2 separate regions of the Homo sapiens genome follow, and region 2 is linked to region 1. A link is an interaction called in ENCODE POLR2A ChIA-PET data of the cell type or tissue named here. Cell type or tissue: Panc1. All regions are shown on one strand. Each heading gives the region's core, and the rest is flanking DNA. Links, peaks and the distances in the headings are about the cores only. Region 1 has its middle 22 kb from the start of ELDR. Region 2 overlaps EGFR (epidermal growth factor receptor).

Region 1 (4,390 bases), core at 318-4,317:
TGCTTCTTTGTGTTAAGTTAAAACATGCTTTTTTAGCTCAGCAAAGTTTTTTATTACTCACCTTCTGAATCCTACTTCTGTCATTTCAGTCATCTCAGCCTCAGCCCAGTTCTGTGCCCTTCCTGGAGAGGTGTTGCAGTCATTTGAAAAAAAAAGGGACTCTAACTTTTTGAGTTCTCAGCATTTTTGCGTTGATTCCTTCTCATCGTTGCGGGCATATCTACCTTCAATCTTTGAGGTTGCTGACATTTGAATGGAGTCTTTTTGTTGTTGATGTTGTTGATGTTTGTTTTTCTTTTAACAGTCAGGCCACTTTTCCACAGGGCTACTGTGGTTTGCTAGGGGTCCACTCCAGACCTAGCTGCTTCAGTCCTTCCTGCACCTGGAGGTATCACCAGTGAAGGCTGCAAAACAGCAATTATGACAGCCTGCTCCTTCCTCTTGGAGCTCTGTCTCAGGGGGACCCTGACCTGATGTTGGCCCAAACAGTCTTGTAGGAGATGTCTGGAGACCCTTCTTGGGGGGTCTCACTCAGTCAGGAGGAACAGGATCAGGGACCCACTTAAAGAAGCAGTCTGGCTGCCCCTTGGCAGAGCAGGTGCACTGTGCTGAAGGGAACCTCCCTCATGCAGACTGTCTGGACTTTCTAGAACCAGGAGGCTGGAAAAACTAAGAGTTGGCTCAATGGCAGAGACAGAGGCTGCTCCTCCCCCTGGGGGCTCCATCCCAGGGAGATCAGATTTCTGTCCATATAACCCTAGCTAGAGTTGCTGAAATTCCCACAGGGAGGCCCTGCCCAGTAAGGAGGGATGGACCGGGGTCCCACTTAAAGAAGCAGTCTGGCCACAGTCTGGCATAGCAATGTGCCGCATTGTGGGGAGCGCCTCTCAGTCTGGACCACTCAGGCTCCCCAGAGCCAGCAGGCTAGAACAGCTGACTCAAACCAGAGAGATGGTGGCCGCCACTCCCCCCTGGGGAACTCAGTCCATCTTAGGCAGTCTCCAGCTTGCTGCCACTAGCTGTCTAGAATGTCAAGCCAGTGGGTCTTAAATTGTGAGGTGCAGCAGAGGGGCCACAGAATGATGCCACTTGGCTCCCCTAGATTTAGCCCCCTTCCTAGGGGAATTCTGCCTTGCCAGAATTACCGGGGCTAGAGTATGCAAAACTCCTGGGTCTCCACATGTGCATGAGTGGCCACTCCACTGAGACTCCACACAGCTCTGTGCTTTGGACCTAATGCCCCGGTGGAATGGGCTCACGAGGGGATCTCCTGATCTGCAGGTTTGCAAAAATCCATGGGAAAAGCATGGTTTCCCAGACACGGTCGCACAATCACTCACCACCTCCCTTGGCTGGGTTGGGGGCTCCCCTGGCTCTGCCACTCTCAGGAGACCCATACCCCACCCTGTACTTCATTGCTCTCTGTGGGTTGAGCACTACATCTCGTCAGTCCCAATCAGTCCCAGTGTAAGAACCTGGATATGTCAGTTGAAGATGGAGAATTCACTCCTTTTATTTATTTTCATTTTTCAAGACTGTCTTGCTCTATTGCCCAGGCTGGAGTGGCGGATCTCAGCTCACTGCAGCCTCGGCTTCCTGAGCTCAAGTGATCCTCTCACCTCAGCCTCCCAAGTATCTGGGACTATAGGCAGTTACCACCTCGTCCAGCTAATTTTTGTAGTTTTTGTAAAGACAGGATCTCCTTATGTTGCCCAGGCTAGTCTTGAACTTCTGAACAATCCTCCCACTTGAACCTCCCAAAGTGCTAGGATTACAGTTCTGAGCCACTGTGCCCAGCCTTCTCTTTTTATTGACTTATAAAAGTTCATTATTTATTCTGGATTTTCATTTTTAATTTTCTGATCACATGGATTATACATTGTAAATATTATCTTTGGTAAAATGTAATTTTAAATTTTTTACATCAACTTTATTTTTTGATAAATGTGATGCTTTGTACATCTTGCTTTAGAAGGCCCTCATTTTCCCCATAGACATAAATGTTCTCCCATATTCTTGTCTAGCTCCAGGGAACTTTCATTTTTGACTTCATGACTCCAGCAGAAGACTGCCTCTGGCTGCCCCCAATGTGGCTGCTTCTCTCATTCCAGGCCCAACCTTCAGTTGGCATTTCCAGGCCCAAGTCCCAGCCCGCCAGGCCTGCCATCCTCATTGCCATCTGCTCACGTCCACCCTTACAATCGCCTATTGCTCCCAGCATCTCAGCGTGTGATGAAAGGTGGATGGAAGCATTCCCAGTGCCCCCACCGCCTTCAGAATGCAGGCCCTGACTTTCTAGCTCTGGCGAAGAAAAGCCTCCCACCACCCATGGCACCTGGAGACCGAGGAGCAACCTGGGTCTTGAAGGGTGGGAGATGCATGCAATCCCTGGACAGCTCTAAAAGATGCTTCTCTGGTGCTTCCAGGCAGAGAACTAGCAGCAGCGGGTGGTTGCAAGGGTCTGGAAAATCTTGGCGGGCTCGGTCACAGCCTGCACAATCTTTCCCAGAGAATTGCCACAGCCCTGTTGGAAGAATCAGCCCTACCACCAGGCCTCTCTTCTTCCAGGGCCAGCTCCCTCACCCACCGCAGGCCTGGGAAGCCCCTTAGGACTCCCCACTTCTCTGGAGCCTGGGCAGACCTCTTACTACTGCCCTTTTTCCACAGGAGAGAACTCTTTCCTCTGTCCTTGTCTGTCTCTGCTGGGCATCTGACACGTTCACCTGGGCTGCACCTTGAGGAACACTCTGCCTAAGTCCCAGGTCAACAAGGAAGGGAGAAGGTCACTTAGGAATGAATCTGGCACAAATCACAGAAAACAATGTGATTCCAAAACGTTCACGCTTTAAACAAAAAGGGGTTAATTTCCTTACTTAGGATAAGCCCCAAGGGAGTCAGCCCAGGGCAGATGGAAGAGCTCAGCATCGCCCAGAGGCACCGCCCTGACTGTGCCAGCTTTCATCATCGTACCAGCTTGCAAGGTTGCTGCTGCCCCTCAGCTGACAAGTTAGAATTCCAGGCAGGAAGATGAGGGACGAGGAGAGAGGAATGGTGAGTGAACCCAGCCCCGTTGGATCAGAAAACCTAGACGCCGGGTTGTGTATCATCTGCCAGGTCACTGGCCCCAGATAAAGAGAGCTGCCCGAGTTTCGTAGGGCAGCCGCGTTCCTCCAACCTGGGTTGAGGAGGTCACCCTCCCGGGATTAAGGGTTTCCACCAATGACCCTAACAGCTGGGGCTACTGTTAGCAGAAAATAAGAGGGAAGAAATGTAGCTGGGCAGACAGTACCCAGGGCACACACAGGAGAAACCCAAGGGAGAACAGGGCCACGGCAGTGGACACACTCTCTAGGCTGGAGGTCGGGGCCCCATCGCAGCCTCCGTCAGGCAAGGTGGGAGATGGAGGCTGGACATGAGCCTGCGCAGTGGGTCAGGGTGCGTTCCCAGGCTTCTGGGGATGCCAGGGATGTCACACTCCCACAGCTCTGTGGAGCAGAACACCAGGGGGCTAATGGGGGCCCAGAGAGCAGAGTCCAACCCATCAGGAAGGCCCTGGGAAACAGGAGCAGGAGGGTGAAGAGAAGGCCTAGAGAGCAGCCTCGGGAGGAAACTCACAGGCACGGGGCAGCCCAGGCAGGGCTCCAGGCGGAGGTAACCAAACCCAAGGTCCGCTGCTCGCTGCTCGAATCCAAACACACGAGAGAACTGGTGGGAGGAAAAGAGTGCCAGCAAGCCAAGAAGATGGCCAACTAGCATCCTACAGCACCACCTCGAGTCGCTACAAACTTTAGGCTATTTTATGTTAAGGGCAGGAGACAGAGGAGGGGGTTGGGATCAAGAGGTAATGGAGGACCGCAGACACCTGGGAGCCAGCACGGGTCCAAGAAGGTGGAGAATGGCTTTGTCACAGTGCTCTTGGTTACAGTGCTCTTGGTCAGGTCACAGTGCTCTTGGAAATCTTTCACAAAACATAGTTGTTTACATACTTCTCCTTTAGTCCCAAAGCTAGTTTTAAAAACTACATGATTGCTGTTAATTTTCTCTGTACTCTAAAATTATCCTCCCCTACGTGCAAGAATGGGTAAAGACCCCTTAAAAATGGAGTTGTGTTCTTTTGCTGTTTCACTGTCATAGCATTACAGAGGAAAGCCGTGACTTTGGAGACATAGAGGGGCTCCGCATTGCTCCCAGGTGCGCCCCAGGAGTTCTGGGAACAAGATCAGGGCAGGAAGGCCGATTCTAGACCTCACACCCGGCGGGAGCGAGCTCTGCCCTTGCCGGAAGTGACCAGGTTGCGGTTGCGGTTGCAGTTGCAGCTGACCTGCACTAAGGCAGCCCGGCTGCAGAGGGAGAGCCTGGGAAGTGCAGGTAATGCAGTCCTCAGGCCTCC
Region 2 (4,390 bases), core at 1-4,000, 200 kb before region 1:
TTTGAGACTTGCCTGACCAACATGGTGAAACCCGCCTCTACTAAAAATACAAAAAAAACAGCTGGGTGCGGTGGCACGTGCCTGTAGTCCCAGCTACTCAGGAGGCTGAGGCAGGAGAATCACTTAAACCTGGAAGGCAGGGGTTGCAGTGAGCTGAGATCACACCACTACACTCCAGCCTAGGCGACAGAGCAAGACTCAGTCAAAAAACAAAAAAAAAGTGGTCATTGGAGAATTATTGTGTCACCTGTTGTTTTTTAATGTACTAATTTTGAGAGGCTTTTAAATAGAGTGCACTATAGAACTTTTTCTTGGCTTCAATTTGCTACAATGTTAATAGAGAATCAGAAACCTTATCCTTATAGATGTTTCTTGATTTTTTTAATTTCTGGTGACATTTATGAGTGAGAATAGTGTATTGCCCTGTTTTCTTTCTTACTCCCCTTTCTTCTTCCTTCCTTGCTTTCTTTCTTCTTCCCTTCCTTCTTTCTCTTCCTCGCTCCTTCTTTTTTACAAGCTGTTATGAATTAGCCTTCACAGAGAAAGAAAAATTTTTATAAATAACTGGAAATGAAACTTTGCAAAGGACTGCAGATGAAAAACTTTGTCAAATGACTGTAAAAATATACTATATAATTTTCAAAAGTTAGAAAGTACCAAACACACTCAGTATTCATGGTTATACAAGTATGCATACACATGTATTGCTCCCTGAAAAGTGGTGTTGTTAAGGGAGTTTTTCTTAGTACGCGGCTTAACATATTTTTTTCTGTAATTTGTTGTTAGTTATAATGGGGAGAGAAAACAGGTTAGAGTCTCCCCTCTCAGTTTCACCTTCCATAAAACAGCTAAACTAGACGATCGTCAGACTCCTTCCAGCTGAAAACATCTGTAAAATTAAAAACAAATCTAAATGTATGCAAGATATGTATTTAAACATGCTGGTAATAAGTGTGCTGTCCCTATAATTTAGATGCTAAAACATTGATGTCATAATAATAACAACACCTCGCATTTGTACAGCACCTCATAGTTTACACAATGCCTTAACATTCTTCTCTCTCAGCCTCCTACAACCCCACAGGATTGGGATAGCTTTCCAGATTGGGAGGTGAGGGACCCAGGCTCAGAGCGATTCTGCTGTTGTCCGTAATCACCAGGCTGGTGATCAGTGGGCACTGGGTGCTCTCCTGCTACACAGCACTGTCTCTCAACATGCAGGTCAAGGTTACTTATTCCTCCTTCAAGACGTCATTGGGTTTTTTAGCTATGGATGCCCCATCACTTTTAGTTCTATTTGTGAATCAAAGGCTAAATAAAGTATTCCTCAAAATTTGTTATACTTCTGTTACTAATGCTTAATGTCCCTCACAATTTCTGTATATTTCTGTGTATTTCTGCTCTGTTTTGGTTCCTTTCCCAGGTTTCTTTTTTGTTATGAAGTAGTTTTTAGACTCAAGTCTCTTCTGTATGTGTTATAACTGCCCATTCCATAAGATACAGGGCAGTGAATTTGTGAGCCTTGAAAATATTTACTTTAGAAATGAGAAGTATGACTTTTCAACGTTGTGTCATCAACTTCTGTAAATTTTCCAGACCTATAAATACTTGCAGAAAAAAAATGAAAGGAGAAGGCAACTTGATTTAGCAGTTGGGTCAGTTAGCAATGCCTATGGCAAGCTGTAGTAATTCCCTTACATAGATTTGTAAGACTCATTTCTATGATTTAAATGAAGGCATACACTTAACCTCTTTAGGGTGTGAAACAGCTTTTACAAAAAGAGACAAACTTAAGAAACAGTGTGGCCCTCCAAGAGTGTTCATTTTCCATATCATACCATTTGTAATAAGCTATTCTGGCTGGGATTTACTTGCAAGCATTGGCTTTTAAGAAGAGATGGTTTCACACATCAAATTATTCACTTGGAGGCACTTTCTGGGTTGAAGGAATGGAATGGAGAGTGCGGCAGTGAGTAGATCTCTCAGTGACGGTGATGTGCCTCTCCCAGAAGAAATTTCAAAATGCAGTGTTCATTTTCCTCCACAAGAAAGGAAGAAACTGTTTTGTTATTGTTTATTCCTAACATAGTGGAAACTTTTCAGTACTCTGGCAGAAATTTCCCAAAAGCAATTTTCTATTTCATGATTATAAAGTAGCAAAGGAAAAAGTCCTGCACTCCAGCTGAGCAATGGATCTCCAGTTGTTATCTAGGTGCTGCAGGTTTAGAGAGGATTGCCAGGAGAACACATCGATTTTTCAGGCCTGTGATGACGTATCTCTTGTTGAATAAGTAAACCCTTCCAGTAAACAGACAGTTAGTATATTGATTTCAGGGTGGCTTTAGCCACTGAACCTGTAAGTCTTGCAAAGGTTACTTGGGCAAAAGCATCATTATTTTACCTTCAGTCAACAAAAATCTACCTGGCCAAGGCAGAACAGAAAGTTCAGCAATTTGATGAAGTGGGACAACATGAAGAATCAGGTGAGTTGCCTACTTTTTCACTTCACTTTCCACCTTTAGAGATTCTTGTTTAGATGCAGAGTAGTGACGTGCCTGGTGTCAGGGAGAGAGTTGAATGAGAAAAGTCCCAGAAGGGCAGAAGACTTGGGTGATTATCTGAGTCCATCTTTCCTTATCACATGACAGAGTTCTTGAAGTCTTGGCTAGGAATTCTAGGCTTTTAGATTCTTTGGGCAATGGCTACTAAATGTTCATAATGTTGCTCAGTTGCAAAAACAAGACATTCAAACTATAGCCAGGGAGATAAGTAGTCACGAACTCAAGGCCTAAATTCTGCTGATGGAGCCGATGAGAATTGGGTGCTAAGGCAAAGAGAGTTGCCAATATTATATTCTTCGGGGTTTTTTGTTTTTATTCGCATTTTGGAAAAGGAAAATATTAGCATTCCTCTGACTTAATATTGAGAAGACATTGGGCACTCTTTTTCCTCCCACACTTGTCTTCTTTCACTAGGTGACAAGGGAAGAGGTAGCATGAGGTGGTGGTCACAGGTGAGAGGGGCTGTTGTGAGCACAGGCATGTTGACTGCACATTGGTCACCTAGTAGAAGTTTTGCAGGCTTGGTGACTTCTGAACACTGTTTTCAAGGTTGATTTTTAGTTGAGAGAACCTCTAGGTACCACGTAATGTTATTAACAGTAGTACTGATCTCACAATCGCCCTATGTCCCATTCACAAGATGTTCTGCCAAGCCATAAAAGGCCCAGTTAAGTTTAAGAGAAGTCTCAAAAGTAACAGATGATAACTAATTAATACCCAGTGATTTTGAAATGTAGACATCAAACATACCAATTCAGTGGTATCATCCTTAGAGGCAGACAGAGGATGATTAAATCATTCAGCCCATCTCTGTCTGAGGACGCAGCTTAGCACAGCATGGTGGAGGCTAAATGGGCCTTAAGGGAAAAAATGATATCTGAAGATGCAATTTATTTCAAAAAGAGTTTGCTCCCGTGAATTTTCACTCTCTATGTAGAACGGCACCAGCACACACTTTTCCTGAGCCTTTGCATGTGTGGCAGGCAGCGGCCTGGCATCCTGGGGAACTGAATGAGGACGCAGATGACCCGGACGTGTTCACAGTTTGACACATCTGACTCCCAGATCAGGGACAGCTAGCTTTGCTGGCTGGTTAAGTTGATGATTCCATCTTTGCCTGGTTCTCTGACTGTCTCATGCTTTCTGTTATTACTATTTTGCAGCAGATATTTCTGCTCATTTTTCAATCATATATGCATCCTGGATGGCATAGAGTTGATTCTCCTAACAAATCAGTGTCCCTTTGTATTTTTTTCTGGCCATAAGATAGAATATATATGTCATTTATTAAAAATGGAGAAAATGTTCAGGAGTTTCTTGACTCAGAGAGGGAAAAGGGATACTCAGGGCACTTTTTCAGCCAGGAATTTACTACCTTTGCAGGGTAAAGGGGACTCACCACGCTGGAAGTCAAAATAAGCCACCAGTGCCAAGTGTTCAAAGCCCTTAGAATCACAATGCTCTTAAAGCAAAGTCTTCAACAATGCTTGAAAACTTCCACTGGTTCTCAGTATGTCCAAAATTGTCATGTCTATGAATGATTTTCTCAATCTGAAAATTTTTATAGCAGGCTAAAGAATGAGATAGGTCAGTGTGATTCTAGAACTAATCATTAACATTCAATAGATGACTATTTTATTCTAGAAAAAGCAGCAACTTTCTATTTACTCTCTATTTTGAGGGTAAATTCTCTGTAAGTAGAAAAAGCAAAATGTGGACATGGGACTAACATATGAATATACAAAGCAAATGTACCGAAAAAATCTTAAGACCTGCCTTGTGGTGTTTTTTGTTTTGTTTTGTTTTCATTAAAGTGACTTGTTAGCCTC

The links. Peaks named below come from ENCODE experiments on the same cell type or tissue, not always from the same donor. Only the 100,000 strongest peaks of a DNase experiment are listed, where the experiment ranks them.
Region 2: POLR2A ChIA-PET joins it to region 1 with 5 read pairs; 4 of 35 experiments call an interaction of 5 or more read pairs at or near these places.

The regions. Positions count from the first base shown.
Region 1 is chr7:55,231,010-55,235,399 of GRCh38, forward strand. No RefSeq gene overlaps it. Among named protein-coding and RNA genes, the nearest start is that of ELDR, 22 kb to the right of the region's middle. In Panc1, for the core only: no CTCF peak of the experiment used is centred there; no DNase peak of the experiment used is centred there.
Region 2 is chr7:55,028,953-55,033,342 of GRCh38, forward strand. The region is part of intron 1 of EGFR (epidermal growth factor receptor); the gene reads left to right. Among named protein-coding and RNA genes, the nearest start is that of EGFR, 12 kb to the left of the region's middle. In Panc1, for the core only: no CTCF peak of the experiment used is centred there; a DNase peak (open chromatin) is centred at 1,572; H3K27ac peaks cover 1,438 bases.